Regions from separate parts of the Mus musculus genome. Here region 2 is linked to region 1. The links are chromatin loops, found by intact Hi-C in ENCODE. Cell type or tissue: left cerebral cortex. All regions are shown on one strand. Links, peaks and the distances in the headings refer to the core of each region. The heading gives the core; the rest is flanking DNA. Region 1 has its middle 51 kb from the start of Gm34353. Region 2 has its middle 22 kb from the start of Gm34244.

Region 1 (16,244 bases), core at 4,202-12,201:
TATGGTATATATATATATATATATATATATATATATATATATTACACATATATGTGTATAACATACGTATATATATGTTGTGTGTATATGTGCTTGTATATATATGTATATGTATATATGCATATACATATGAACACACACACACACACACACACACACACATATATATATATATATACATACATATATGTATAGACACACATACACACATATATATGAATGAAATGAATAGTCGAGGGGCTGATTTTTATTTTATGTGGTACTACTTAGAAAATACTTAACAGTCAAAAATAGACATCAAAGCTGCCTCTTTGTTTATGTGAAATTATAGTGTACACTTTCAAAAGACAAGGTTTCCCCTTCTCTCTAAAGGCAGACCTAAATATTGAGGAATAAAAAGAAATGACCTCACATGGAAGCTAACTATTCAGGCTAGCGAATGCAACTCTATTTTTGGTACTATCTCATGTATTTATATAAAATAGAGGAGCATTTAGGCCAATTAGTGGCTTGAAAATGATATGGTTTTCCCAGCAGCATTTAATCCTGACGAACTTGAGATGTTCAGAGAGGACCGTACTGGCAGCAGATCATGAGGTTGGTTTGATTGAAGGCAACAAAGCTTTAGCATAAATTAGTTTTTACTTGTTAAAAGAAAAAACAAACTCTGTTTGTGTTTGCAATACAGTTTGTTGGTTCTTTTAATTTGGGGGAAATTCTGGGGAATTCCAGTGCTCAAAGAAGTGAGAACCCAAGCACAGCTTGAGCCTGGCCCAAGCTCACTGGTCCTGTGTAAACACCCACATACGTCCTCTTCAATGTGCCTGGTCTCAGACAGCAGGGTGGACCTGTTATGCCTGGACCTCAGCTAAACCAAGGGTGCCAGGCTGGGGCTGGCTGCCCTGCAACCCACAGAAGATTATTCAGATGCGGGAAAAGGATCCCGGCTTCCCGTCCTGACTTGTATCCAGTGGCTCTGAGAAGCAGGACATGGAGAGAGCTACTGCTGCTGCATCTGTGGGATTCGGAGACTGTCTCTCCTTCCTGTTAGTCCTGCAGCTGTGAAAAGTGAAGACCAGATGTAAACTTTAGCTTTGTCAAAGCAGATTAGTGTAATACCTGACAGGCACAACCCTCAAATGCAAGGCTCTTTGGTAGGAGTTCTAATCTGCAGCCTGCTTTGGTGGCTACACTCAAGGGGAGGCCCCACGGCAGAGGAGAAAGATCTGTTGTTGTTCTTTAGTTTCAATCTTTAAAAAAGGCAAACAACATGAAAATAAAATTAAATTGCAGGACAGCTCACGGTCAAATCTGCAGAGTTTATGATTTCTGGATCACTTTGTGATTTGCACAGCAGCACAAACCTCAGTTACAAGAAGCCCCGAGGGCCTGCCCCCATGGAAACTCTGTGTCTGTTGTGCTTGTTGTAATGTAGAGCGCCTTCCAGGTGCTGGTAAAACACCCGGACCTGTGAAATAGAAGGGTTTCCTTAAAACATGTCAGGAATGTTAGTTTAGAACTTATTTATGACATTCACAAAGACTCTTACTTGTAAAAAGTATTTATTTTTATTTATACACACATGTACTGTGTGTGTGTGTGTGTGTGTGTGTGTATGTACATGTCTATCTGTGGTATGTGTCCACTTGCCCTCTGAAGTCAGAAAAGGGCATCAGAATTATAGCTAGTTGTAAGAAGCCTGAATTGCGTGCTGGATACTGAACTTATAACCCCAGCAGCAGGACTGCATTTAACCATTGCACCATCTTTCTGACCCAAACTCACACATTTTTAATGTGGCTAACCTTCATGAAAGCATCTTGAAGCACTGTGGTTAAAAAGTGCTTAGCCCTCATTTCTATATTTGTCTTCTATAATAATGGAAATTTTGATACGTATAAGAACACCACTGGCTCAGCCTTTCTTGTAGCTAAATGTGGCCGTGTTGTAAGTTCTGACCAACGGCATAAGAACAGAGGTAAGAAGCAGGTGTGTTCAAGTGTGCATCGTCTATATCATACCACAGAAAAAGGAGAGAGCACTACTTCTCTCCACTTCTCTCTCACTTGCTGAAACATTGCTGAGGTAAAGAAAGTCTGTGGCTGATTCAATCATATCAATGAGTAATAAATGCAAAACACACTGACTGTCATTATCAATGTAAATGTTTGTGTGGTCCCAGGCACATTACGTAAGTTCTCCAAATTTCCTTCCCTGCTTTAAAGGCAAAATCCCACAAGGAATATAATAAATATCGGGGGTGGCGATTGTCTATAAAATAAGACAGGGAAGCAGTGCCTGTGTTTTTAAACTGCTGAATGCAAAAGACCAGAAGACAGAAGCAGAAACATGGCTGAGGGAGTGGCCAGTAGACAGGGGAGCCAGTATTGGCAGGCTCATCTCCTTCATGAGGCCACCTTGGGGGATTCCTTGTGAGTAGAGACAGGAGTCTGTGGTCAGTGCTAGAGCTCTTTGTTAGGACTTAACAGTAACAGGAAGAGTGACTCAGTATCCTGCCTTGAAGGATGGAGAAGCTGAGTCTGCTTTGAAACTTCCTCTCTGAAGTGGGGATTTGTCTGGGAACCAGACAATGAGAACTAAGCCTCTGCCTATACCGAGATCAAAGGGCCCAGGCAAGGCCAGGTGGATGGGAAAAGAGACAAAGAGAGCAAGTAGGCTGGCTTCTGACAGCATGAATTCTTACTAGACTGTGGTTAAGCTGAGTTAGTAGGTAAAGCACCTAAGCCTGAAGCTGTAGCCTAGTTCTACACAGCTCTTATTGGTACCTAAGTCTAAATCTTATGACCAGGGGAGGAGATTTTTTTGTAAAGATAACGAACCATAAGACTCACTTATAAGAACTTTATTGTGATAAATCATTCTTTTTTATTTTTATTGTTAATACAGTTGTGTGTGTGTGTGTGTGTGTGTGTGTGTGTGTGTGTACATACATGTTGTGTGAGCACATTTGTATATGTGTGCACGTGCTGGTAGAGGTGAGAAGAACACTCACTTCAGGCATTATTTTTCAGGCATCTTCCAACTTTGGTTTGTAAGAGCTTGCAATTCCCAAGACCTTTACCTAACAGGTTAGTTAACTAGACAGGGAGCTACAGGAATCTGCTATTTGCTGCCCCCCACCCCCATCTCACCATGGCAAGGACGTCTACCATCCTTGCCTTGTGATGGGGATCTCAAAGATCCACGCAGTGGTCCTAATGCTTGGATGACAATTGCTTCTCCTAATCTTGTAATAGATTTTGTACATTATCTCAGACAGGCTTTATTTCAGCCCTTGGAAATAACTCTCATAAGTTCTAAGTTTCATAAGAAAACTGGAACTAGCCGGGCATTAGAAAATTGGTCCTTAAATTCAACCACAGTATTTATCATTAAACTAGAAAGTGTGAACTGGCAAGTAATTAATAACATCGTCTCAATTTTAGAGAAATGTTTTGCAGAAAAACCAAGCTCTGAGCAACTAAGGAATTGTTCTCAAGTCATGCAACTGTGTCAACAGGACATGTCTCAAAAGTTAATTCTGTAAGGTTGATTCACGCCCCCTCCACAGTCTGCCTTGCAAAGTCAGGGCATCCAGTTCTTTAGGAGCTGCAGTTTCAGACAAGCTGGGGCATCTGCCCACCCACCTTTCAAAGGGCCTGCCTGCACTGTAAGCGCAGGGCCTTCTCCTCCTGCAGAGGATGATTCTTCAACAGGGCAGCCATCGGCAGTCCTGTCCACCCCCCTACTTCCCACCACTCCCTTCCATAGACCCAAGGGCCAATGCTCAGGTCTCTGGATTTCTCCCTGATTTCTGCTTGCTAAGTTTCTCAGCCAAGGGAAAACCATTAAGTGTCAAATTGCATGAACAGAGCGTCCAAGTAGCTGCCTGTTCCAGGACCAGTGCCTGCCAAAGGACCTTAAATAAACTCGGCTGCAGGGGAGATGCTGAGATGATTCCTATGTGGTGTGTTTAGTTTGTTAAATGAACACACAGAGCGCAGTTTCATCTGATTAGTTAGCGTGAGTCACAAGAGCAGACAACACAGCAGGCTTTCCCCCCTCTCTTCTCTTCTTCTCTTCTCTTCTCTTCTCTTCTCTTCTCTTCTCTTCTCTTCTCTTCTCTTCTCTTCTCTTCTCTTCTCTTCTCCTCTCCTCTCCTCTCTTCTCTTCTCTCCCTCCCCCTCCCCCTCTCTTCTCTTCTCTTCTCTCCCCTCCCCTCCCCTCCTCTCCTTTCCTCTCCTCTTTCTTTCTTTTCTTCTTTTTTTTCTTTCTTTCTTTCTGTGTGTGTGTGTGTGTGTGTGTGTGTGTGTGTGTGTGTGTGTGTGTGTGTTTGGTGAGGTGGGGGGCGGGGGGAGTCTGTTGGGTAACAAGCCAGTCAATACAGTACTTAGGATGAAAGAAAAATCCATGCAAAGAATGTAGTAACTCTTTATTTATTTATATTTCTAGTCAAAGTAGAGAGCTAAAGTCAGACAGTTTCTCTGAATCAATGGCTGTGTATCTCCGTAGTATAGATAGAAAAATCTTATACTTATAAGAGGAAAGAAAGAATCAATAAACCTTAAATTACAGTTACACGCGTAAACTGCCTCACCACCATTCTTTTAAAAGCCATTATTTCCATGCAATATTTTTCTGAAGGAAGCTGGATCCCTTGTGCACACCTGAAAAAAAAAAAAAAAAAAAAAAAAAACGAGGACATAGAGTCAACTTAAATATTCTTCCTCTTAATAAATTTTATGCCACCTGACTGATTTTCCCATTAGAAGGTGCATTAATATAAATGACTCTTAATGAGTGCCCGGAGCTGGAGGCAGAAGCTCTCGTGTCCTCCAGAGTCCAGGCGATGAGGAAGAGATTAGCAAGGGGCAGGCAAGTCCTGCTTGCTGACACTTCAGTCAGGAGCATGTTGGCTGGAGTGGAGAAGAAGGCAAGTGGAATTATTATGGTGCCGATGCTGGGTTTATTTTTTGCAGATAAAAAGCAATAGAGCGGTCAAGATCCAAAGCGCTGCTTAGTCACCCCAGTGCCATCAGCATAGCATTTGGAAGATGTGAGTTTCAGGCAGATGTTGAGGCTGGGGATCACAGACATGAAAGATCAGCTGTTCGCTGATGAAAGCCATGTCAAAGGATGCCAGCCTGGAAGACAAGACAGGATCTACATGAGGGCAAGAACTGGGCACCCTGCTTTGTTTTGTACACGTTTTGGTTTGCTTTGGTATTTATGTGTGTGTGTGTGTTATTGATTTCCTTCTTTTTTTTTATTTATGTGTTTCTCGTTTTCATTTTGGGGTCTTCAAGAGAGGGAAGGTGAAAGGGAGGGAGGGAAATGCATGGGTTGGGTGGGTAGGGAGGTAGGAAGAAGTTGGAGGAGGAAAAGGAATATGATCAATATATATTGGATACAAATTTTATGTGATATGAGAAGCTGTTTGGTTTTTGTTGTTGTTTTTTCACAAGTTGGACTATGTCAGGGAGACGCTAGTGCATCTCAGAGGTGGAGAATTGGGAGAGGCAAGGAAACTCTAAAGCTAACCAACTGAGCCACAGGGCAGCACTTGTACAGACACAGAGATAGGGAGAGGTCCAAATGTTAGTGCCAATGGCAACAAAGCATCAAGGGAAAACTAAATTCCTTACAGCTGATTCAGGGTCTCCAGCACCCAGGACAGGACCACTCTGAAAAATGCAAGTCCTTATGTGAAAACCCAGGCTACTTTTGTATCATTATCCTGAAGCTGTGTGGAGAGAGACAAGGCTAATAATGAAATTGGGGAACTATCAGATCTCTGAGACAAGTCCACCTTTCTGGGGTGCATCCCTCCTCTGGCCCAAGGATGATAGTGTGAATCCTCAGTATAGCTAATGAAGACAAGAGGCTCTGTGATACAGCCTGTGTGGTTCTGTGATCTATAACTCAGAGGCCAAGGGCAAGCAGTAGTGAGTCTTAAGTCAATACAGGTCACAAGGACAGACTGGATTGATCCTGTTAGGATGCCTACAGACCACAAACACTTGACCAAAGTGGCAAAGAGGTCTTATTCCCTTGTAAGTCAGCTTTCCTCAAACGTGTTCATTTTGTGAGCACGAAGTAAATAAAAATAGCTCAAATGTCTTCTGGAGTCAAGGGCAAACTGAAGACCTGAGTCTTGCCTGAGGCTTCCAATTTGCATTGCCAGCCTGAAGGATCCTATGGCTTAAGAACTCTGCGGAGTCTGTGGAAATCAAAGCCTAGAAACACAGAGGTGCCCATCTCCCCTTGCTGGAAAGCTTCACCTTAAGGAATAGTTTGAGATCTCATGGGATAATTACCCTTAGAGGCGCAGAGTCACAAGGTAAGAGAAATTCACGTGAACAAAAAGCCAAGGTTAACTAGAATCTCCAGGCAAGTGTTTCATCGAGAAAATGAGCCTCACACATATTAAAGGGAGACTGCAAAGCACAGAGTAGCAAAATCAAGCAGGTTCCTTGAGGAGATGCTACCGCTGCCCTCCCTCTTACATAAGGGCAAAGAAACAGAGGCACATAGAAGATCAACCCCCAAAGTGGAGAGGCAGCAGCAAGGTCACAGAAGACCGGGATCGCAGTGCAAATGAACAGGGTGCCAGAGTGTTCTGCAGGGCTGAGTTAACGGAGCAAACACGAGCGTTGTTTTCAGTGTGGTATGTCCTCAACACTATTCTGGAGCTGTCACCAATTAATATTTTCTCACCTCATTTTCACTCATTTTTTGTTATTTTCTAAACTGTGGAGATATTTGAGCTGGAAAAAAGTCTAATGCTTGGATAGTTCTGAAAGGACTTGTCGGCCAGCCTGTTGAGGCAGAACTTCTGTTGGTCATCAGCCCAACAGAGTTAAACTGGGGGCTCCAGAGAGACAATAAACAACCCTAACACAGCATGAGACAGAACTGGGTTCTCCCCTGGAAGCAGTTATGGGGACACTCCCCCCTCCCCCCCAGAAGTCACACCATATTGGAAATTGTGGCACACAAAGAGACTTATGAACACTCGCTTCTCCAAAGCCTGCCTTGCCCTCGATTCTTATTTACTATTGTACTTTGACCCAAGTCACTCTCCTGCTTCTAAAACCACCCAGAGAGGACTCTCCATAGTCTTCCCTGTGCTCCACCTGCCATTCCATAGGTTCCTAAAGGTTTTGGCAAGGAAGGCTTGATAAAGTTTTAAAGTGTCAAGAGGCACATGACAAGAGACTGCTCTTGATGTAATCCTGAGACTGACAAATAAATGAGGTTGATATATATAACATTGCAAAATTTGTGTCAGAGAAGACGATCTAGTGTGGGAATCACACACACTGTCATGAACACATTTGCAAACACACTCACCGACATTCTTACGCACACCTGTGTTGACACACACACTCACACACATGCACACTCTTGCAGGCACACTCACACATAAACTTACACACTTCTAGTCACATACACTTACCCACACGTTTGTACTCACATACACAGAAGCACTCAGAACTCTTGCACACATACACACACTTGAACACATTTACACACACACACACACACACACACACACTTTGCAGGGAGGCTAGTATTGTATGTAATGACAGATAGGAGAGCTATGTGAGGAAACACTGGCCATAAGTGTCGCTCACTCTTGGGTGCCTCATGTCAGAGAGTGATCCAGCAGTAGGTTCCCATGAGACATAATTGGAAATGCCATGCTGGTCCTGTTTGGGAAGACTGTACAAAATTCAAGCTAAAGTGTTTCATCCCACAGGAATAATCTTAGTTTATTTTAGAGTGCCATTCCTGTCAGCAATATCAGTGACACAATATGCATGCACACCCGTAAAAAGCACCATACAAAGGAATACTTAGAAGCCCCACCCACCAGCAGAAGGAAACTATTGCAAAGGTTTTAGCGCACCCTGGTGGTCATTATGCTTTCTACATGGGGCGAGGAACAGCAAATATATCTGCGCAAAAAAAAAAAAAAAGTTTCATTACATGATTATCTCTGAGTATATTCGTACTATTCCGTGTCCTTTGAAATTAAGCTAGAAGCATAGACCAGTAGAATCAAATATTATTTCTAACATATTCATTCAGCCTTCAGTCAGCAGGAAATATATATTTCCAAAGTGTTCTTGACAAAAAGTCCAATCTTATTGTACTTATTGTGGACTTGAAAAGCTCCTTCCATAGAATTCATTTGAAAATTATTTGAAGTGATAATTTCATCTTGAAATTAAAAATGTGTTTTAAAGTATGTTAACATCTATTTAAATAACAAGACTCAAATCCAAATTTAAAAACTGAATAAGCATAATACTTTGTTTTGTTTACAGGTAACCCATGTACAGTAGGAAAAGTTTAAAATAATTATGCAATGTGCTCATCTTATATCTATGATCACATGCTAACAGGGCTGACGTTGTCTACTTGCTGTCTAGAATACTTATGCATAAACATTTATGCAACTTTATGTTTCATTAAAAAAAAACTTATTCTCAGAATGTGATAGAATAGCCAACATTTGTCATTATGTCCCAGATAATTGTTCTGCCTCCACCTAAGCTGAGATTGGAATCTTGCCTCCAGCTCAGTAACGACTCATTTCCTAGGGAAATTCAGAGATTTATTTTCTCCAACATTTTAGATTTTATAATTTAGTGAGGTCAGATTTGTTTAAAAATTTTTAACCATCTTCCAAGAACTCCTCTTCTCTCTCTCTAAAAAAAAATCCTCTATAGTCCCTGATGAAACCTGTGAGACAAGTATGTAAATAAACCCAGGGTCTCTGTGGTACATTTATCAGCCCTCAGCTGTGATCCCGGTGATCTTTAAGTGTCCTTTAATACAGGATTTTCAGAGATGAGATGATACTTTCATTTTTAATGAACACATCAGTGCTTCTTTTTGGGTTCATAATTCCAACTCAGGTATATATATATATATATACACACACGCGCGTGTGTGTACATATATGTATATGTACGTATATGTGTGTGTACATATACGTACATATATGTGTATATATCCATATATATGTATATGTACATATATGCATATATATACACACACCTGAGTTGGAATTATGAATATATATAATTTTTAAAATTAGATGTTTTTCTATTGAGATGGGATTAAAATATCTGCTGTACTGTGTGATGGGCTAGCTCAACATGAAAACTTTCCAATGTGCAAACTGGTTCTCTTCTTAATCCTACATTGAAGTCATTCTTTGCTTATCACCCCTTAGTTCTCACGTACTTAGAAGCTTTCTTCTATCAAAGTGAGTGATTATTGAAAATGGATGCTTCTCCTGGTTGGACAGAAGACTCCTTCTTGAAGTCTTATGCCTTATGCTAAGCTAAAAGTCCAGCAAAGCCTTTGGACTGAGCCTTATGAAAGCCTCCTAAGACTGGAACCACTGATATCATATGGATGAAAGGTGACAAGACTCTTAGGAGTTCCTTCCAAGGTCCCCCCTTTTGCCAGAATTCAAATTTCCACCATAGAAGAGGTGAGCAAGTACCTGTGATATGATCTCTTGGCAGGACAGCTTCCTGTAGTCACCTATGCTGTCCTGAGAAATTCTGATTCACTAAAGTAATCAGAATGTGCTGTTTGTGGTTTTAACTAGGATGTATAGATATTTCTTTTTATCTTTCCAGGGAAAGCCACACACACACAGATAATCTCACCCATAAAATGCAGCTTCTCATCAAATAAAATGTTAAAGGTCTCCTCAGTAATGAAGTCACTGAATGGGTTTCTTTGACCCGGTGAGCATTACATTTGTAGTAGGTGTTGTATTTTGACGGAACCATGTGATCATTTGGGTGGGGTGGAATCACTTAATGTGTAATTGCATGGAAGTTAATCAGATATTTGTTTTTGAACAAGTCCTAAAGGGTGGGGAAAAACCCAACTCCTAAGGCATTTTCTAAGGGGTCGTATTTTATTAGCTGACTTAAGATACTCATACCTCTTACCTTAAAGCTTGGTGTGTAACTCTTTTGTGTAAGGTCAGCACCTGTTGAAGGGGATTCAAATGATGGTAGAGCAGTTGCTTCCTTCAGGTGAAAGTCTTCAGTAGCATAGGCCACGGATGGACAGAGCTAACTATCCAGTCGCTTCATTGATCTTTCATTCAAGGTTTTCTCTGAATTCCCCTAACATCCAACTCGATTTCTCTTCTCCTGGTGCGAGGTTTTGTCATTTTCTAGGCCAGTGTCCCACAACCAAGTAATACTCAATACTCTATTCAATAGCGAGAGGTTAACGTACATCACAGAGTCCGATTTCTTCTTTGCATTTTTAAATAACCTTCAATAAAATATTCCCTAGCCTCGCCTGTGCTCACTGAAGTGTGGCCTCTGTGAAGGTGAGCCAGGAACAGAGGTTAAATCATGCAATGGAGGAACTATTAGAAGGGACCAATTGTACTGTAGGCACAAAGCAACAAAGGCAAAGAGGGGGGTATATGTGTGAAATTCAGTGTGAGCAGACTGTGTGAGAAGACAGGGAGAGTTGAGCACTGCTTGTAGTATGTTTGTTCATGGAGTTCTGTAAAACCCGTAGTTCAAAGGAGTTATGAGGAAGATTATTCTCCCCCACACAGCATTACATAGTTGCCTGCAGTCCCATGTGTTCAGGAGAGGCCTCCTGGCGCCTTTCCCTATGCACATTAGCATAGTCTTCACCAGGAAAAGCACATGGATTGGTTATCCAAAACAAAATGGCCATCCTTTAAAATATCCATACAAGTTATGTCACACAGAGGGAGGTTATACTTATGTATTTAGGAATACATATGTGTGTGTTTATTATTCAAATATATGACATACTGTTTGTATACATACTTTATATATGTACAATAGAAATATATCTACAATATATGTATATGTACATTGTGTATATATTATTTGTGTATATATATGTATATATGTATATATCGTGTATATAAATAATTAATTTAAAAAGAGGCAATTAATTTTAAAAAGAGTAAGGAGATGTATATGGGAGGGTTTGAAAGGAGGAAAGAAAAGGGAGAAGTGAAGCAATTACATTATAATAGCAGAAGAATAAAAGAAATAATTTTAAAAATTATGAGGGCAGCACATAAATGCTTGGAGCCGGAGGCATGTTAGATGTTTTATCATTCTTTTCATTTGCCTGTGGACCAAAACCCCTTCAAAATGCAGTCTTGGGGTTGGGGATCTGGCCCAGTTGGCAATGTGATTGTTTTGTAGTCATGAGGATCTGAGTCCAGATCTGCATTGTCTCATAAAAAGCCAGGCACTGAGTAACTGCAATGACTACTTCTTCAGCCTTCTTTCTGTTGCAAACTACCACAGAAGGGTGCACAGAGGCTCAGATGGGGTTCTCAATCTGGGGTGCTCTGCCCGAGAGAGACACTGGGGGAAAAGTTTCAGTTACATGGAGTACCATCGAGCTATGGAGTGCTATGGGAGCAACAGCTGGAGCACCCACCCTAGCTTGGCTCATAGACGATAGCCTCAGAGTCCATGGGAATTGATGTGTCTTCAGATGGTCTCCAGTCATTGTGTCATCAGGGCAGAGGTCTGGAGCTGGGCACAGCAATGGAATGAAGAGATGCTTTCTTCCCAAGGTCAAGAGGAAACTCCAGAATGTAAATCACATGCAAGCATCTGTACAACTCAAATTTAGGTTTTGATGTCTAACTTATTGGAACAAGGTAGGAAAAACAAGTTTGAAGGTTTTTGGTTTTGTTTTTTTATAATAGGAGAGCAAAATGCATGTGAGAGTTAAAAATACAACAACGTAAATGTAAGGAAATTAAGTGAGTTTGGACGTTCAATACAAAAAGGGAATATAGATCTACCTGTCCTCTCAAAACACAAAAGCGCGGGATGCTAGGAAAGAGAGACAGAAATGGAGTTAGGGAGAAGGGAGGCAGTTGCTGTAGAAAAACAAAACCTGACAAATAACTAAGTTAGAAAAATTTAAAATGCCACCACATCGCGCGCATATTGTTATGAAATACTTAAAACTGAAGAGCAAGTGTAGGAGCAGAAAGATCTGACAGTAAAGAGGTCAGAAGCTAAGCGTCATGCAGAGGAAAAGAGGACTGTCCTACCGAAATCCAGAGGAGACTCATGGAGGGAAGAGGCTAAGCACGTGCCACTGACAGAAGCCACTCACACAAAGGAGAAACCAAGTCACCGTAAGTAGATGTAATCATGAAGCAATTAGAGCCCAAATATAATTGTGTACCAGAAAGAATGAAAAGGACAAATTGAACCTTGTAGAGTTTGTACATTTCACCAACCAAGGAGCTACTATCCCTAAAACTGTTGTCTGTCTGTGGATCCCCAACAGGGCTGCTTTGTCTCCCCAGAGCGGTAGACGATGAGGCTAACCTTGCAGAGGTCTGCAGCACCAGTGTGGGGTTGGGGGATACACAGGATAGACACAACTCTCTCAGAGGAGAAGGAGATGGAGATGGGGAAGGGACTCTGTGAGGGCACTGATTAGGATCTTGTTTAAAAAAAAATAACCAGGTGTGATGGCGCATGCCTTTAATCCCAGCACTTGGGAAGCAGAGGCAGGCGAATATCTGAGTTCGAGGTCACCCTGGTCTACAGAGTGAGTTCCAGGACAGGCAGGGCCACAAAGAGAAACCCTGTTTTAAAAAAACCCAAATAATAATAATAATAATAATAATAATAATAATAATAATAATAATAATAAATTTAAACAATAAAAAAGAAATTACTAAATATCCAGAAAACAAAATACAGTTAGTATTTGCAGGAGGAAAACTTAAAATTTAGTTTTGACATCACACAGCAAGAATCAATGGCAGAACTCAGTGGAATAATATCTGGAACATTCTTTGAGATCCAAATTGGAATTCCTGTATCTAAAACTGCCTCCACACTGTTCTTCAACTGTCACAGGCAACTCTACACATCCCCAAGGAGCCAAGGCCAGACACAAGTGACATGGAATAGGTTATCTGGTAGATCCACTCTGAAATGAATTCGTGTTACTTAGAGCTGAATTCAGAACTGGCTAAGCCTAAGAGATAACTCTGGACTTAACTTCAGGGCACTCTAATGTGGTATGTTAGCACTGGAAATTCTAATGGAGCAATATCAATAAAAAAAGGACCAAAAGGTAAAGAAGACAATGCTAGAGAAAGCCTGGATGTGACATTTTGTCATTGTTACCATTGTTTGCCTCAAGTTCAGTGTAAAGTCATTATTTTAACATTGACAATGATATAAGAAAAGAAATTTTTTTCCATTTTTTATTAGGTATTTAGCTCATTTACATTTCCAATGCTATACCAAAAGTCCCCCATACCCCCCCCCCACTCCCCTACCCACCCACTTCCCATTTTTGGCCCTGGCATTCCCCTGTACTGGGGCATATAAAGTTTGCAAGTCCAATGGGCCTCTCTTTGCAGTGATGGCTGACTAGGCCATCTTTTGATACATATGCAGCTAGAGACAAGAGCTCCGGGGTACTGCTTAGTTCATATTGTTGTTCCACCTATAGGGTTGCAGTTCCCTTTAGTTCCTTGGGTGCTTTCTCTAGTTCCTCCATTGGGGGCCCTGTGGTCCATTCAATAGCTGACTGTGAGCATCCACTTCTGTGTTTGCTAGGCCCTGGCATAGTCTCACAAGAGACAGCTATATCCGGGTCCTTTCAGTAAAATCTTGCTAGTGTATACAATGGTGTCAGCGTTTGGAAGCTGATCATGGGATGGATCTCTGGATATGGCAATCACTAGATGGTCCATCCTTTCGTCACACTTCCAAATTTTGTCTCTGTAACTCCTTCCATGGGTGTTTTGTTTCCTATCTAAGAAGGGGCAAAGTGTCCACACTTTGGTCTTCATTCTCTTGAGTTTAATGTTTTTAGCAAATTATATCTTATATCTTGGGTATCCTAAGTTTCTGGGCTAATATCCACTTATCAGTGAGTACATATTGTGAGAGTTCCTTTGTGATTGGGTTACCTCACTCAGGATGATATCCTCCAGGTCCATCCATTTGGCTAGGAATTTCATAAATTCATTCTTTTTAATAGCTGAGTAGTACTCCATTGTGTAAATGTACCACATTTTCTGTATCCATTCCTCTGTTGAGGGGCATCTGGGTTCTTTCCAGCTTCTGGCTATTATAAATAAGGCTGCTATGAACATAGTGGAGCATGTGTCCTTCTTATCGGTTGGAGCATCTTCTGGATATATGCCCAGAAGAGGTATTGCTGGATCTTCTGGTAGTACTATGTCCAATTTTCTGAGGAACCGCCAGACTGATTTCCAGAGTGGTTGTACAAGCTTGCAATCCCACCAACAATGGAGGAGTGTTCCTCTTTCTCCACATCCTCGCCAGCATCTGCTGTCACCTGAATTTTTCATCTTAGCCATTCTGACTGGTGTGAGGTGGAATCTCAGGGTTGTTTTGATTTGCATTTCCCTGATGATTAAAGATGTTGAACATTTTTTCAGGTGCTTCTCTGCCATTCGGTGTTCCTCGGGTGAGAAATCTTTGTTCAGTTCTGAGCCCCATTTTTTTAATAGGGTTATTTGATTTTATGGAGTCTACCTTCTTGAGTTCTTTATATATATTGGATATTAGTCCCCTGTCCGATTTGGGATAGGTAAAGATCCTTTCCTAATCTGTTGGTGGTCTTTTTGTCTTATTGACGGTGTCTTTTGCCTTGCAGAAGCTTTGCAATTTTATGAGGTCCCATTTATTCTCGATCTTACAGCGCAAGCCATTGCTGTTCTATTCAGGAATTTTTCCCCTGTACCCATATCTTCGAGGCTTTTCCTTACATTCTCCTGTATAAGTTTCAATGTCTCTGGTTTTATGTGGAGATCCTTAATCCACTTAGATTTGACCTTAGTACAAGGAGATAGTACTGGATCAATTCGAAATCTTCTACATGATAACAGCCAGTTGTGCCAGCACCATTTGTTGAAAATGCTGTCTTTTTTCCACTGGATGATTTTAGCTCCCTTGTCAAAGATCAAGTGACCATAGGTGTGTGGGTTCATCTCTGGGTTTTCAATTCTGTTCCATTGGTCTACTTGTCTGTCATTATACCAGTACCATGCAGTTTTTATCACAATTGTTCTGTAGTACATCTTTAGGTTGGGCATGGTGATTCCACCAGAGGTTCTTTTATCCTTTAGAAGAGTTTTTGCTATCCTAGGTTTTTTGTTATTCCATATATATCTGCCGATTGCCCTTTCTAATTCTTTGAAGAATTGAGTTGGAATTTTGATGGGGATTGCATTGAATCTGTAGATTGCTTTTGGCAAGATAGACATTTTTACTATATTGATCCTGCCGATCCATGAGCATGGGAGATCTTTTCACCTTCTGAGATCTTCTTTAATTTCTTTCTTCAGAGACTTGAAGTTCTTGTCATAGAGATCTTTCACTTCCTTAGTTAGAGTCACGCCTAGGTATTTTATATTATTTGTGGCTATTGAGAAGGGTGTTGTTTCCCTAATTTCTTTCTCAGCCTGTTTGTCCTTTGTGTAGAGAAAGGCCATTGACTTGTTTGAGTTAATTTTATATCCAGCTACTTCACTGAAGCTGTTTATCAGGCTTAGGAGTTCTCTGGTGGAATTTTTAGGGTCACCTATACATACTATCATATCATCTGCAAAAAGTGATAATTTGACTTCTTCCTTTCCAATTTGTATCCCCTTGATCTCCTTTTGTTGTCTAATTGCTCTGGCTAGGACTTCAAGTACAATGTTGAATAGGTAGGGAGAGAGTGGACAGCCTTGTCTATCCCTGATTTTAGTGGGATTGCTTCAAGCTTCTCACCATTTACTTTGATGCTGGCTACTGTTTTGCTGTAGATTGCTTTTATCATGTTTAGGTATGGGCCTTGAATTCCTGATTTTTCCAAGACTTTTATCATGAATGGGTGTTGGATTTTGTCAAATGCTTTCTCAGCATCTAACGAGATGATCATGTGGTTTTTGTCTTTGTGGTTTTGTTTATATACTGGATTACGTTGATGGATTTCCGTATATTGAACCATCCCTGCATCCCTGGGATGAAACCTACTTGGTCAGGATGGATGATTGTTTTGATGTGTTCTTGGATTCGGTTAGCAAGAACTTTATTGAGGATTTTTGCATCAATATTCATAAGGGATATTGGTCTGAAGTTCTCTCTTTGTGGGGTCTTTTTGTGGTTTAGGTACCAGAGTAATTGTGGCTTCATAGAATG
Region 2 (16,244 bases), core at 3,820-11,819, 710 kb before region 1:
CTGGGTCTGTGAGGGCAGGGTATGTGAGGGCTGGGGGTTTGTGAGGGCAGGGTCTGTGAGGGCAGGGTCTGTGAGGGCTCAGGGTTTGTGAGGGCAGGGTCTGTGAGGGCTGGGTCTGTGAGGGCAGGGTCTGTGAGGGCAGGGTCTGTGAGGGCAGGGTCTGTGAGGGCTCAGGGTTTGTGAGGGCAGGGTCTGTGAGGGCAGAGTCTGTGAGGACAGGGTCTGTGAGGGCAGGGTCTGTGAGGGCAGGGTCTGTGAGGACAGGGTCTGTGAGGACAGGGTCTGTGAGGGCTGAGGCTGTGAGGGCTGGGGCTGTGAGGGGCTCTCTGAGGTGCTGCTGTTCCTAGTTTGGCCACTAGGTTGTATTGTAACCTGTTCTGTGCTTTAGAAGCTGTGCTGCTGCTGCTGCTGTACGGGCTATACTGTTCTCTCAATCACTTAACCAGAATATCCAGTTTAAGCCCAGGAAAGTCTCTTTTTGTCTCAAAAGAGCAAAATTTGGGGAAAGTGAAGGTAAAAGAAGAAAACACGGGCGAAAGCTTGAAACTGGGCATTTTCTACTCAAAATATAAGGCCCTTTGAGGATTTTTGTTTATCGCTTTCCCTGGCGTGGAAGGGATGAGGTGAGCAGGCGTCTGATTCGATACTTGAATGAGGGTGTGTCTGCTTTTGCCTTTGGAATCCAGCCCAACAGTGTTCTATTTCTAGAGAGCGCTTTCTCTAATGGCTCTCCTTCATCAGTTTTATATATTTGTTTGTAAGTAAATAGACCAAAGGGAAATGGCAATTAGGGTATATGTCATGCTAATAATTAAAACAAACAAACAAACAAACAAACAAACAAACAAACAAAACGATTTCCTCTTCTTCTATGTATTAGTCAAATTTGGGACAAAAGTGGTAAATAAATGAGTTTGGTAGTTTTCCGTGAAGGACTTTTCTCGATTGGCTAAAAAGTCAAAAAGAATATCCTGTGTTCACGTGTTTATTGTAGTAGGTATTTAGCGTTCTTTTCTTTTTCTTTTTTACCTGTAGGCAACACAGTGCAATAACAATGTCCAGGCTGCCGATTGTTGCAAAGCATAAGTGGGTCCAAGAGCAACCAGGCAGTTTTTAGGAGAAGAGGAAAGGTATCCCTCTGTTCAGAAAGGCTAGTAAAACAGCTTATTTACCTACCCACTTCACTTAAATACTAGCCTAGAATTAGTTCTCTACTAGAGAGGAATCCCCCTCCAATTAACAAAGAAGTAGCATCTCTCTGATAATTTTGCTGGGTGTGCAAAAGTATGAAACGTCACTTGACTGAATACACGTGCTGCATGTCCTCCGTGCAAGCACGAGTGACAAGGAGCTCGTGGACTCCGGGCTTGACTCCGGGCTTTCAGCATCTCGGATGCATCCTCTTGAGAAAATGCCATCTGCACAACAAATACAGTCATAGTTTCAGGATAATTAGCTTCTAGGGACGATTCTCCAGGGTATTGATATGCCGCACCCAGGTAATAATAGTTTCTGTGTATTGAGTGGTTTCTGCATTTCACATTACCGCGTGCGTTTTCCTCGGCTAACTGTAAATCACAAATTCACACTGTAACTCTGCTAGGCATTATTGTAATTATTTTCACTTTAAATCACAGAGGCTCAGACAGATTAACTCGTTCGATATAACTATAGACAGAGGGCTGGAATCCATATGTTCATTCTGTATTATGCTCAAAGGAAAACAGTGATCTACGGAGCCACAAAACGATGCGCTGGCATGTAAGGATCTGCATCCACAGGTTAAGGACACGGGTTTGCTTAGCTCTTGGACTTTGTGTTGTCACAGGAGGATTGCTTCTGTTGTTGTCTGGTGTCTCCGGCTCCTATCACTCTCCATAGAAAGCTCATTGTTGTAAATGACTGGGCAGTGATTCCTTGGTGTTTTCTTCAGTAACAACCCCGCGATTCCAGGGTTAACGATTCAAGCGATCTGTCTTCTGTAAGCTGTCCACAGACACTTTAATCATTTTCCCGTTAATGCCTTGTGTTTGCCCTTTTCTTGCTGTTTTATAAAATTATCCACCTTAAATACTAATGGTGCTAGTTCCTTACTGGGGGCTGGCCCATGTTTGCTTGACTTATATGCCTGAGCAGAGCATCATGACGGTGGGAGCTTGTAACAAAGGAAGTTCTTTACCTCATGGTGAAGGAAGCAGAGACAGAGGGTGGGGTCAGCAAGGAGTTACAGCCTTCAAAGTGTATCCTCAGCCAACAATTTCTCGCAGGTATGCCCACCTCCCAAATCCTCCACCTTACAAAACCCTGCCACCATGAGGGGACCACGAAGCTTAACATGCGAGCCTGGGGGGTCCATTATGTATTTAACCACACATGAACTGTTTTTATATTCTATATGTTGAAAATATCTTCTCTGAGATTTTTGCTTATTTCTTCAATCTGAGTCCTATATCTTTTGGTGAATAGAGATTTCCTTTGAATATAGAAAGATTAATCTTTCTTTTCTTTTCTTTTTTTTTCTTTTTTTTTTCTTTTTTGAGACAGGGTTTCTCTGTGTGTAGCCCCGGCTGTCCTGGAACTCACTTTGTAGACCAGGCTGTCCTCGAACTCAGAGATCCACCTGCCTCTGCCTCCCGAGTGCTGGATTAAAGGTGTGTGCCTCCACACCCGGCTAGAAAGATTAATCGTATTCTGTATGGATTGTCATCCTTCTGTTGAAGAAATTCCCTATTTCACTCTAGGATCACAAAGACATCTCTCCACAGCTTTTAAGCTTATGTTCTGCCTTTCAAACCTGGTGTTTTAGCATCTTTAGGATTGCTCTCCGAGTTCCTGGGGACCTGAGACCCACCTATGAATGCAGAACTGGTTGTCCTGGAGCCTGTTGTGACTGCATTTCCTTTTCAGAGGTTTGCAGAGCCAAGCTATTGTTGACCATTTACACACATGCATACTCATGCCTAGCCTTTCTCTGCTGTTGGTTTATTTGAGCATCCATGTGCCATTACTACCAGACCTTAATTGTTCTAATTTTATGATAAAATTTTACAACTGAAAGAGCTAAATTTCCCAACACAAGTACTATTGCTATTGTCCTTATTTATCTTGTGTATATTTTAAAATCAAACTATAAAATGTCACCAAACTCTGAGATTCTCCCTGTAGAGTAATTTAATAGAGATGTCATTTATATATTATATATTTATGACTATCTTATATTGTTACTTTATTTATTCAAATAGATAAATACATATTATATTTATTTGGATTATAGATAGCTTACTGGCAGCTTAATAATACAGAATATTTTATTTCATGAGTGTAATGTGTCTCATTACTTATGTAAGGCCTATTAGGAAGCCAATTTGGATTATCGTAACAATAACATTGATTTTTATATATTGATTTTTAAAAATAATAAAATGAAATATAATTTGTATGTGAATATTTGTATAAACTTGAACTTTTAAGAAGTTGAGTAGATACCTCCGAATATGGTTGCTGGAGTGTATGATACAACCACAATCAGTTTTGCAATTATTTTACATTTCTCACCACACAGTTTTTACTGCTTATAACACATTTGATTAAGTTGTATTTTCCTTTAGTTTAAGATGACCTTTAATGTTTCTTGTGCCATACATTTAAATTATGACTTTTACTCTACAAATATTGGGTTTTCCCCCCTTGCTCTCTGTTCTTAATTTCTAGTTTAGTTGCAGGATAATATGAAAATATGTATTTTTAAAATGATTATGTATGTATGTATGTATGTATGTATGTATGTATGTATCTATCTATCTATTTCTCTCTCTCTCTCTCTCTCTCTGTGTGTTTAAGTCTTACGAATGTAATATGTCTTGGTGATATGCTATATGAGCTCACAAATAATATCTATCTAACCCTTTTTGGGTAGAGTATTCTATACATGACCCATGGATAGAGAATTTCATACGTGAGTACTGCATTTATGTTGTTGCCCCATTAATCTCTCTCAAACTTTTTCTGTGTTCCTCTGACTCCTTCTCAAATGGATGTTTTCTTATTCTTTAATTATTCTTGTGCAGTTGAAAAGTCATGTCTGCTAGGGATGTGATTCAAATTCTACCCTAAGAAGTGTATTGACAAGCTGGGTGGCAGAGGCAGGTAAAGCTACACACACATATCTCTGTGAGTTTCAGGACAGCCTGGTCTGCAGAGTTTCAAGATAGACAGGGCTACACAGAGAACTCCTGTCTTGAAAAACCATTAAAAAAGTGTATCGACAATAATTGTCACCTTATGTTTTTAGTTTTAACCGTTCGGGAGTGATAACAGCTCAGAAGACAAAGGTGGATGAGTTGAAGGCTCGGTGGATGTGTATATGTTCCCTTCACACATACACATAAGAAAGAAAATTTACAACACAAAACACATGCAGCATGAAGTGCTCTTTATACCTACACACACATGTTCTTTAATAAAGACAGGGAAATAATGTGACTTTAAAGTTCTAAATTTGTTTTAAAATTGTGAGCCAGCAGTTCTGTGGGGGAAAGGAAACCCACTCGTCTGCTTTCTACTTTAGACCTAGTTGTGTTGACTGCCATTGATAAACCTTCTCACACCAGGAAATAATGCTAAGGAGTGGTATTAGGAAGTAATTCTGTCAGGTGATTGTACCCAAAGAAAACACCTTGGAGTAAGTTTAGAAGCGAGTGTGAACGAGATGCAGGCTCTGGAGCGAGGGATGGGTTGTGCTAATGGGGCATGTCTACCCTTAGATAGATATTCTATTCCTCAGAGCTGATCTTATGGTATGGAAGATAACAAGGGGGCTCAGACACTTTCCGTGGCTGATAGTCATCCTGTCATCCTTTACAATTCGTCTTCGTTTTCTGAGCCTATATTATATTTAAATCATTTACCTAGTGTAGATTTTTAGGAAAATCGATCTTTGTTTTTTCTTTGCTCCAAGAAGAATAATAAATTGGAATCTAAAACCAAAAGGTAAAGTGCCTTACCTCTCTGTTCTCTGCGTGGCTAGTGTTTCACAGCGACCACTGGAGTGCTGGGTGGCTTTTCTCTCTGAACACGTCTGTGTTTCTTGTCATTGATGTCGTCATTAGTTCAGCAGCCAAGTCGTGTTTTACCTCAGGTGAGACAACCTTTCAACCCCCTCCCTCTCAGCAATTGATATTTCCGCTGCTAATTTTCTGTTTTGTAAGATGCACTTTTGTTTGTACAAACACAATCTCCTTCCTTTGCTTTCTTTCTACCAGACACTAAAGGCCTGGCAGAAGGCTGGGGCTGGGGCAGGTCACTTATTACTGTCTCCTTTGTGACTAAGGGACAATTTTTTCATCCCTAGTTTAGGGTAGAAACTAGTTAGGTAAAGCCAGGGAACACCTGGTATTCGTGAGGACTCTACAGGGTAGTTCTGGGTGATGAAATCAGATGGTAGATGTGTGAATCACAATGTGTCACTTACTGGCTAGGTGGCTTTGTTTTCTTCCTCTCATCTTCAAATTAAGTAAGGTTGTATGGAGTGTTAGTTGCTGGTCATACATTCAATTCTCAAAACGTGTCAATGCTTAGCACAGTACTGTTACATATCAAAAGCTCCATGTCAGTATTACTTAGCAATCTTGCTTGACTTGTGCAGTTTCACTAGAAAATAACTTAGGATAAGATAGACACATATCTGAGGAGTGTGTGTGCGTGCGCACACACTTGCATGCACACACATTGGTGTGCGTGTGTGTGTGTGTGTGTGTGTGTGTGTGTGTGTGTGTGTATGTGTGTTTAGGTGGTAGACCTCGAGGCCTCAAATCACTAACCATTAAAGCCCACAGCCATTATTCAGTCTATGTGACAAATGAGATCCAGAAAGCTAGCCTAGACTTATTGGCCAGCAACCAGTGATAATCACTACTTCAAGTTCAGTATCTGCTTTATTTTTTATTTTTAGATTGCGTGATAATATCTTAGTATAGTCTTATATGACTTTCATCTGTTCATTCTTTATTAAAATAAATTACCAGATACCTAGTTTGTACTGGTCACTAATGTTGGTTCTGAGGAATTTCGGAGCAAATCAGACTGGGTTGTATTCTAAACATGTTGGGAGACTACTCGGCTTGGGGTGAGGTTTAATCTGAATGCAACTCGAGAAGAAATCACCTGGTGCTGGAGAGATGACTTTGTGGTTAAGAGCATTTAACTGACTGCCCCTCCAGAGGAACCAGGTTCAATTCTCAGCACCCACATGGTAGTTTACAACTGTCTACAACTCTAGGTCCAGGGGATCCAATACCCCCACATAGACATACATGCAGGTAAAATACCAGCGTACATAAAATAAAAGTAAATCCATTATGAAAAAGAAGAATCACCCTGACTGCTCTTTGGAGAGTTTCTTCAAAGGAGACAAACGAGAGTCAGGGCAAGTGGACAGGAGCCCAGTGAAAAGTGACACTGACAGCAGGAAAAGAGCTAAGTGACAGGATTTGCAACACACCTGTGTGCTAAACTTCCAAACAATGCCCACAGTGAGCAAGGACTGCCAGTCTCCATCGCAGCCTCTCACCCTTGCACTTACTGCCGCTCTTCCTTGCCGAACCCATTAACAGGTTAGGGTGGATGGAGAACCGACTTCTGCCTGGGCCTCTTGTAAGTGGTTTATGCATCTGTAAAATGAGTGACTATGTCCCCAAATCTGCATTCATTTGCCCCTTCATCCCAGCCTAATATTCTTTTCCTGATGCTGAATTAGCAGTGAGTGAGAACCCCTTGGAACAAACGGTTCCACAATGGATCTCTGGCAGAAGTTTAAGATGACAACGAAACAAGAAAATAAGATTAGTGAAGGTAAGTCTTCCATTCTTGTTTAGTTCTTTAGTGCCAGTTTCCAGGACCAGAAGGGCCTCCTGTCTGTTTGTTTTGTCTCTGACTCTGTCTGTTTCTGTCTCTCTGTCTGTCTCTCTGTCCATCTTTTTCTGTCTCTCTCATCTGTCTGCCTGTCTGTCTGTCTATCTCTGTCTTTCCCTCCATTCTCTCATTTCAAGCAGAAAGCCAGCAGAGGGCACTGGTAACCCTGAACATGCAAGATATCTGGTGGAAAGTTCCCTGCAGAAGGGCAGCCCAGTGTTAAGACAGAGGGGGGCGGGGGTAGGGGAGGCTAGAGAAGTATAGGCTTCGTACTTTCATGTCCGTATTTTGTAAGTCTATTAAAAATTGGGAGAACCTTCTCTATCTCTCCTTTAAAATGCTTGAGAGTGGCTTCCCCAAAATATGATAGAATAGCATTGAAATACTTCAAGCAGAGTGAAGATGATTAACACTATATTATTCTGCAATTTTTAAATCATTTTATTTGACTCAAAATGTTTGCACTCATGTGGGTAGGATTCAGTTAGAAAATTGAAGTATGCTTTGCCCATTGAGAAATGGTGTATGCGTGTGTTTCCAAGTTTTAAAACCTATTCCAAAGCAGTTATATCCATCAGGAGTGTATAAAATACCTGCAAGTGGCAAGTATAATTACTTGTGCCTGTTGTTAAAAATTGAAGTTGATGTAGTTTTTAAGTTGGAATTTCTACCAATGTGTAACCACCACTTATGTGTGTATGTATATGTGACTACTATATTTATATGTGAGTCATGTAAAATATATCACACACATATTTATATTTTTCCAGAATCTGTCTTTGTGATGCTGCAGAAACTTTCCTAGTGGTTAGTGCTGCTGTGCAGTGGTCTCTTACCTAGATGGACCTATTTTTCCACGGCACCCAAACCTGCATGGCGCTGAGCTAGTTCCTTTAGAATGACTGCCCAATGCTCAGGTATGCCAAAGCTTTCAGGACTTCGCTTGTTAATGCCACAAAAAAGAAAAAAAAATTCATGCACACATGCTTGGAAGCTCTTGTCTGAAAGACCATGGATGTCTTTACTTCCAATTAGACAGTCACTAGGCAGCAAATACAGCATATGACTTATATTGAAGGGCTATGGGCTGCCTGTATCAACTGCTAGAACAGCTAACCTCAGCAACAGTCATCAAAGCTTTAATATAAGAAAACTATATGTGCAAAGACACGTGCGAAGCTCACTTTGAATGTGTTACAGACTCCAGTACTCAGGACAGTTGGCACAGATGGCCAGCCTGACATCAGACTGCTCCTTTTTTTTTTTTTTTTTTTTAAACCGTGACCAGTTCTGGAGAGTGCTGGACTAGAGACTCTGTCATTTCTGACAACAGGAGAACCAGAGACCCAGTGACATTCAAGTTTTGGCATTTTCCAATTTCTTTTTGGATGATTTAACGACCAAAACTGCTGCAACCTACACATTTTGCTTGTCTTCCTTCCTCCACGATGGAGCTAGGATAGGATATGGCTGTTCGTGGCTTTCTGCCTCTGGATGGCAGTAACTCCTGCTTGAATGTTCATGACCCTTAACTGTAATGTCTTAAAGTAAGGACTTCCCATCCTTTGTTAGTTTTCTGTCCAAAGAAAACACGAAATTTGCTTGGTCTGAAACACACACACACACACACACACTCCAAACAAGGAGTCTGTTTAATGTTAAAAAACCGATACCACCAATCCCAGGCTAGAAAGAAAATGAGGACTCAGGGAGCTAACCTAAAAAAACAAAAAAACTGAAAACCTGGCATTTGGATATTTCCATATGTTTATATGTGATTCATTTTCCTTCTTACATAAATTAACAAATGCTGCCGAGCCAAGCGTATTTTTTTTCCCTCAAGACAACGAGGCTCTGCAAAGCTCTAGGAATATATCCAGGCTTTGGGAATAAGCATGTCTACCACTAAAATTATGTGCTCTGATTAATATAGTCCATCTGGATTTTCTGACTGAGGCTTTTCATAGACACAAAGAATTAAAGAGCTTAAACATTAAATACAGAGCAGTGCACACATGGTAAATGTGGTTCTCTAACCTCCCCATGCTGTGGCTACTGCAGTACCGTGAACCGACATCTGGATAGGGCTGTGGGCTGTAATTTATTGTCCTGTAATATTTTCCCGGTCCTCCTCTTGCATGTTCTTTTAAACCTGCTGTTTCTTTTCTTTGGTTCTCTGTCCTAGCCTCACATGCTCCTGTAATGTTTACCTCCTACAGTGAACTAGGACTGAAAGCTCTTCCAACCTCCATTGCCAGCTCTGGGCCTTTGCACAGACGTGTTAGAGAGGGGTTTGTGGGAATCCCTAGCTCCAGCTTGTGGAACCTTTAGACAGGCATGGCTTTCTTATTGGGAAAAGAGGATGGGTTAGTGTGAGAAAAAGAAATCTACTCTTGAGTATTCTTTTTTTTATTTTATGTTTTAAAGTTCTTTTGAGTACTTACTAAAAAGTAATAGATTATGACCCAAACCTACCACCCGAACTTCAGTCCTGGAAATCTCACTCAGTCTTGGTATCTAACTGAGGTGGTGTAAGCTCTTAACGGCTTCATAGTGACCACTCTTGAGTCTTTGGTGATTTGGAGGGTTTACTGCATACTCATGCATTTCATTCTTTCCTAATCTGAAAAGGGAATGTGAATCCTATGGCTTCTAAATGATAGATTAAAAATATACATATTTTTCCTGCAATGATTTTTTTTTGATGCCACATGAAATGGTTTCTGTAAGTATGAGCGAGTATGATTATTGGGTTTCTTGGGACAATAGTAGAGAATCTACAGAAATACCTGGGGCACAATAAAGCCCCAAATGTATAGTCTACATAGCAAAACCAAGGGGAAGACAGAAAGTCATTGACTCCAATAGTGATAAAAGCAAAGAGGGATTCTGGGATACAATCCTTCAAATCTAGGGTCAGGTCACCAAAAATCAGTCTAAGAATTTAGCTAGCTCAAAACACAGACGAGAAGTCAAGAGAAGCATGTTCCTAAGGCATGCTTCTTTTGTGTTTCTCTTAGGTGGCAGGTTTCAATCTCTGTGCATTTGAAATAATGCTCTAACCTGCTTAGAGACAGAGGGCTTCTCATCATTAACCCAAACGAAGCTCCGAGTCCAGGGAGCTACTGTTTCTGGCTTTATCTGACTTGGGTTATTTCCAACCACACAGTAACAGCCTTAACTTTAACATAGCCAGAACTGAGAATGTTACCAACAAGAGGGACGTCAACCATGGGTGTTCTGAAGATTCGTGTTCAAGAGGATCAGTGGCCTTAGTAACTTCACTCTGTTCATTTCTGTGACCGCAGGGTACCTTTATGAAGTGTCTGCAGAGTTTCTTTTGAGTCAGTGATCTAAATTCTATTCCCAGACTTTCTGTCTGCATCCTCCCTTGATAAGTTCTTGCTATTTTCATGCTCTCTCTTTGTCATTCATCCCTAAACGATACCAAGCATTGTGAAAGGTCAACCACACTCCGTGTGCTGTGGAAAGAAGGGAAAGAAGGGATGCAGGGTAGCAGGAGCCTTCGACACAGCAAGGCTCTGGAATTTCTTCTTTAGATACAGGGAGATCCAGAAGGAAATACAAACCTATTAGAAGAGTCCTGCTATTCCAGTAATGCTCCCACCTCAACACCCACTGTACCCAGTCCATCCAGGAGAAGCAGGGAGAAGGTGGCTCCCTCCAGTGGTGGATGCTTATGCTACAGCAGCCAGAGATTAGAATTTTCATAGCCATTCTCTTTTACACAGATTCTCTCCTCAAGTGATATCTAAGGGGCAACTGGGTGGTAATTCCAACAAACCAAAGCTTTCCATTATATTGCTGAAAGTCATATTCATGTCTCGGATGCAAGTCCCCCATTATGCCTTTAAAGGAGAGGCTGAGGAGAGGCAGGTTAACCTGCTCCTCTGAGGTGCAGTCACTGAGCTGGCCATCACTGGTTGCCACATACAACACACTTTTAACCACATATCACAGTTCAGTTGTTGTGGATAACAGAATGTATAACAGAATGACTTTCAAATTGACATGTTTTGCCATTTTCTGCAGCACCCACCTGTGAAGCTTTTACACCTTCTAGGTTGCCTCAGATACAACAGAAAACAACTGCTGTCGTCCACATTGAGTTATTTGGCAACTTTTCATGTGATGATAAGATTGGCTTCAATGATTGTTTTCTCTCTCTCTCAAAATTTATTTTATTTTATATATTTATTTTATTTATGTTGCTGTCTTTAGACACACCAGAAGGGGACATCAGATCCCATTACAAATGTTTATGACCCACCATGTGGTTGCTGGGAATTGAACTCAGGACCTCTGAAAGAGCAGTCAGTGCTCTTAACTGCTGAGCCATCTCTCCAGCCCCTCAATGACTGCTTTCTATTGTCATTGTTAACTTCTGATGGCTGGGCGGGCACTAGCTCTCATCTTTCTTCCAAACTTCTTGAACTACCAGCAACCACATTTTCTTGTCACTAGAAGATGCTATACTGAATGCATTGTTTATTTGCTTTGTCTCTGGTGATTTATTGCCCATTTTGAACCTAAATTAAAAAAAATCACTCAATTTTGCCTTTTGTCTAACATCATATACGTAGCATAAAAGAAATATAAACAAGCAGTGAGTCACTAACAGAAAATCATAAAGCAAGAGGTGCATTAAAATGACGCAACAAACCATTTATTACAAATGTATTCTGATACCAAATGCCAAATTTCAAAAGCACGAGCCCTGTGGTTATCTTTGCACCAGCCTAACCCTGATGAGCATGTGCAGCCACCTTGTGCTAAGGAAAGGTGTTAGGACCTGGGGTTCAAAATGTCAGAAAAGAGGACCTGAACCACACCATCAACTAAGTTGTGAAGACCCATGTAGCTCAGCTCAGCTGCCGAGTCTAGGGAACACTTATAGTGAACAGTAGACAACAATGAGAAACAATCTCAGAATGAGATGAACTGCAGCACGGGGCCAGCTCAGTGACTGCACCTCAGAGGAGCTCTGGAGCCATTCCCAAAGCCCATGTCACACCAAAAGATCAAGGTTCCTATTCTTACCCATGAGGCTGTGGTTGATTTTAGTTGTAATGATTTGTAGTTCAGCTGTCTAAAATTTCCGTTTCTTTTGCACTAACCTTTTGAGAAAGGAGCCATAATCACCAGTGTGTCCAAGTGGATCACCTGCCACCTTTTGAGAAGAAACACTGTGTAGTTCATTCTGAGACTTGGTACATGCCATGGAAGGCACATTTCACTGAAGACCAGGACTTTAACTTAGAGCTTAGGGTACATGACTGGATCTTCCCAATGACTGTGGCCTCTTGATTTCCCAACTCACATATTTCTATTGGAACAGTAGCATATTAAGGTTTTCCAAGTCAGTATGTATAATTTGTATAGCTTACTATGGATTATAGCATACTAGCACTTCTTGTTCATTTTGCTCAATCAATCAAATGTAGTTTTACAAAAAGTTATGGTAATATTCTGCAGGTTTTCAGGTGGTTTAGATTCCTAAAATATTTGCTAATGGCAAAGGAGGGTAGAATAGCACAGCCTAGTGGGAAAGCTGTAGTTCTAGTGTCATTCCATGTAAGTGAGAACTGCTTTGGAGTCTTGTCCAAATATTGGTTCTACAAATACCTCAAGCTTTAAATATATGGTATAGCAGTGATGAACATGGTTGCCCAGCAGCTGTAATTGGAGCTACTATTTGGTTGGGTTGGAATAAATCTAGAGTTCATCTTTAAGTCATTTAACTTAATATCTTTCAGATAAGACATCTGATTTCTGTAGGAAATAGGCTGGGTAAAATGGGACTATAGGATAATCACTGGTATCCTTACAAATATGCTCTCTCTTCAATAGGGTCCAATTTCTACTATCCTACATGGGAAGAAGTATTTATTCTCAGGGTAAGGGTGTGAAGGTTTTCTATGTTATCTTTCCTAATATGATTCTTATCATGTTGGCATTGGTAAATAAGTCTGATTTTACTTTCAGTTGACCATTATTATTTTAGTCTCTCATTTATTTTTGTATGAGAAAACACATACATTGTCAAGTGTCTATTTAAATTCTTACAAAAACTACAATATATTTTGTTTTGCCCTCCACTATATTAGAATATATATAATCCTTACATTTGCTGCTCAGGTTTTAGTCTTATTTCTACTCATAATGTCATAGCCAGAGCAATATTCTATGTTCATTGCAGAAAACAGAGATTATTCCCTAATGCTTTTTATTCTTTGTGATTCTAACCTGAGTATTTCTGTATCCATATTTAATTAGATCATTGAGATATCTAACTATGTGTCCAGGTGAATGAAGATTTTTGTTCCTATTAAACAAACAAACAAAGAAAAACCAGAATATTCCTTCATCGACTTCTTAATTTGAAATGAGCAGTAGCTTTGAAAAAGTAACAATAGCAAAAAGATTTTTCCTAAATGCTTTTCTGTTTGTTGGGGAGGAAAACACACACACACACACACACAGCTTTCTAGTTTGTTCCTATATTACATTGGTGGAGGTTTTTGATGGGAGCTTCTATCTAGCCCACACTGGTCTCGCAGCAATGATCCTCCTGCTTCAGCCTTCTCAGGACCAGGCTTATAGCTTTGAGCCACGCTGCACTTGGCATCACTTCTTGATTTTCATATATTGAACTCATCTTGAATTCCTAGAATTCATACCATTTGGTCATAATTGATCATCCTTTTTTATACCACAAGATTTGTAGTATTCGTTACATTTCTTTTTTTTTTCTTTCCATTTTTTATTAGGTATTTAGCTCATTTACATTTCCAATGCTATACCAAAAGTCCCCCATACCCACCCACCCCCACTCCCCTACCCACCCACTCCCCCTTTTTGGCCCTGGCGTTCCCCTGTTCTGGGGCATATAAAGTTTGTGTGTCCAATGGGCCTCTCTTTCCAGTGATGGCCGACTAGGCCATCTTTTGATACATATGCAGCTAGAGTCAAGAGCTCCGGGGTACTGGTTAGTTCATAATGTTGATCCACCTACAGGGTTGCAGATCCCTTTAGCTCCTTGGGTACTTTCTCTAGCTCCTCCATTGGGAGCCCTGTAATCCATCCATTAGCTGACTGTGGGCATCCACTTCTGTGTTTGCTAGGCCCCGGCATAGTCTCACAAGAGACAGCTACATCTGGGTCCTTTCGATAAAATCTTGCTAGTGTATGCAATGGTGTCAGCGTTTGGATGCTGATTATGGGGTGGATCCCTGGATAAGGCAGTCTCTACATGGTCCATCCTTTCATCTCAGCTCCAAACTTTGTCTCTGTAACTCCTTCCAAGGGTGTTTTGTTCCCACTTCTAAGGAGGGGCATAGTGTCCACACTTCAGTCTTCATTTTTCTTGAGTTTCATGTGTTTAGGAAATTGTATCTTATATCTTGGGTATCCTAGGTTTTGGGCTAATATCCACTTATCAGTGAGTACATATTGTGTGAGTTCCTTTGTGAATGTGTTACCTCATTCAGGATGATGCCCTCCAGGTCCATCCATTTGGCTAGGAATTTCATAAATTCATTCTTTTTAATAGCTGAGTAGTACTCCATTGTGTAGATGTACCACATTTTCTGTATCCATTCCTCTGTTGAGGGGCATCTGGGTTCTTTCCAGCTTCTGGCTATTATAAATAAGGCTGCTATGAACATAGTGGAGCATGTGTCCTTCTTACCAGTTGGGGCATCTTCTGGATATATGCCCAGGAGAGGTATTGCTGGATCCTCCGGTAGTACTATGTCCAATTTTCTGAGGAACCGCCAGACGGATTTCCAGAGTGGTTGTACAAGCCTGCAATCCCACCAACAATGGAGGAGTGTTCCTCTTTCTCCACATCCTCGCCAGCATCTGCTGTCACCTGAATTTTTGATCTTAGACATTCTGACTGGTGTGAGGTGGAATCTCAGGGTTGTTTTGATTTGCATTTCCCTGATGATTAAGGATGTTGAACATTTTTTCAGGTGCTTCTCTGCCATTCGGTATTCCTCAGGTGAGAATTCTTTGTTCAGTTCTGAGCCCCATTTTTTAATGGGGTTGTTTGATTTTCTGAAGTCCACCTTCTTGAGTTCTTTATATATGTTGGATATTAGTCCCCTATCTGATTTAGGATAGGTAAAGATGCTTTCCCAATCTGTTGGTGGTCTCTTTGTCTTTTTTTTTTTTTTTTTTTTTTTTTTTTCCATTTTTTATTAGGTATTTAGCTCATTTACATTTCCAATGCTATACCAAAAGTCCCCCTTACCCACCCACCCCCACTCCCCTACCCACCCACTCCCCCCCTTTGGCCCTGGTGTTCCCCTGTACCGGGGCACACAAAGTCTGCGTGTCCAATGGGCCTCTCTTTCCAGTGATGTCCGACTAGGCCATCTTTTGATACATATGCAGCTAGAGTCAAGAGCTCAGGGGTACTGGTTAGTTCATAATGTTGTTCCACCTATAGGGTTGAAGATCCTTTAGCTCCTTGGGTACTTTCTCTAGCTCCTCCATTGGGAGCCCTGTGATCCATCCATTAGCTGACTGTGAGCATCCACTTCTGTGTTTGCTAGGCCCCGGCATAGTCTCACAAGAGACAGCTACATCTGGGTCCTTTCGATAAAATCTTGCTAGTATATGCAATGGTGTCAGCGTTTGGATGCTGATTATGGGGTGGATCCCTGGATATGGCAGTCTCTACATGGTCCATCCTTTCATCTCAGCTCCAAACTTTGTTTCTGTAACTCCTTCCATGGGTGTTTTGTTCCCACTTCTAAGGAGGGGCATAGTGTCCACACTTCAGTCTTCATTTTTCTTGAGTTTCATGTGTTTAGGAAATTGTATCTTATATCGTGGGTATCCTAGGTTTTGGGCTAGTATCCACTTATCAGTGAGTACATATTGTGTGAGTTCCTTTGTGATTGTGTTACCTCACTCAGGATGATGCTCTCCAGGTCCATCCATTTGGCTAGGAATTTCATAAATTCATTCTTTTTAATAGCTGAGTAGTACTCCATTGTGTAGATGTACCACATTTTCTGTATCCATTCCTCTGTTGAGGGGCATCTGGGTTCTTTCCAGTTTCTGGCTATTATAAATAAGGCTGCTATGAACATAGTGGAGCATGTGTCCTTCTTACCAGTTGGGGCTTCTTCTGGATATATGCCCAGGAGAGGTATTGCTGGATCCTCCGGTAGTACTATGTCCAATTTTCTGAGGAACCGCCAGACTGATTTCCAGAGTGGTTGTACAAGCCTGCAATTCCACCAACAATGGAGGAGTGTTCCTCTTTCTCCACATCCTCGCCAGCATCTGCTGTCACCTGA

What was found. Hi-C counts contacts between places; a loop is a spot of excess contacts. Peaks named below come from ENCODE experiments on the same cell type or tissue, not always from the same donor. Only the 100,000 strongest peaks of a DNase experiment are listed, where the experiment ranks them.
Region 2: it touches region 1 in a loop (6-fold over the local background); 30 of 42 quality-filtered maps call a loop at or near these places.

Annotation. Positions count from the first base shown.
Region 1 is chr1:138,036,843-138,053,086 of GRCm38, forward strand. No RefSeq gene overlaps it. Among named protein-coding and RNA genes, the nearest start is that of Gm34353, 51 kb to the left of the region's middle. In left cerebral cortex, for the core only: a CTCF peak has its summit at 7,928 (motif pointing left); a DNase peak (open chromatin) is centred at 7,892.
Region 2 is chr1:137,323,745-137,339,988 of GRCm38, forward strand. No RefSeq gene overlaps it. Among named protein-coding and RNA genes, the nearest start is that of Gm34244, 22 kb to the right of the region's middle. In left cerebral cortex, for the core only: CTCF peaks have their summits at 7,058 (motif pointing right), 7,264, 8,403 (motif pointing right) and 10,605 (motif pointing left); DNase peaks (open chromatin) are centred at 7,059, 8,447, 8,686 and 10,583; H3K27ac peaks cover 1,158 bases.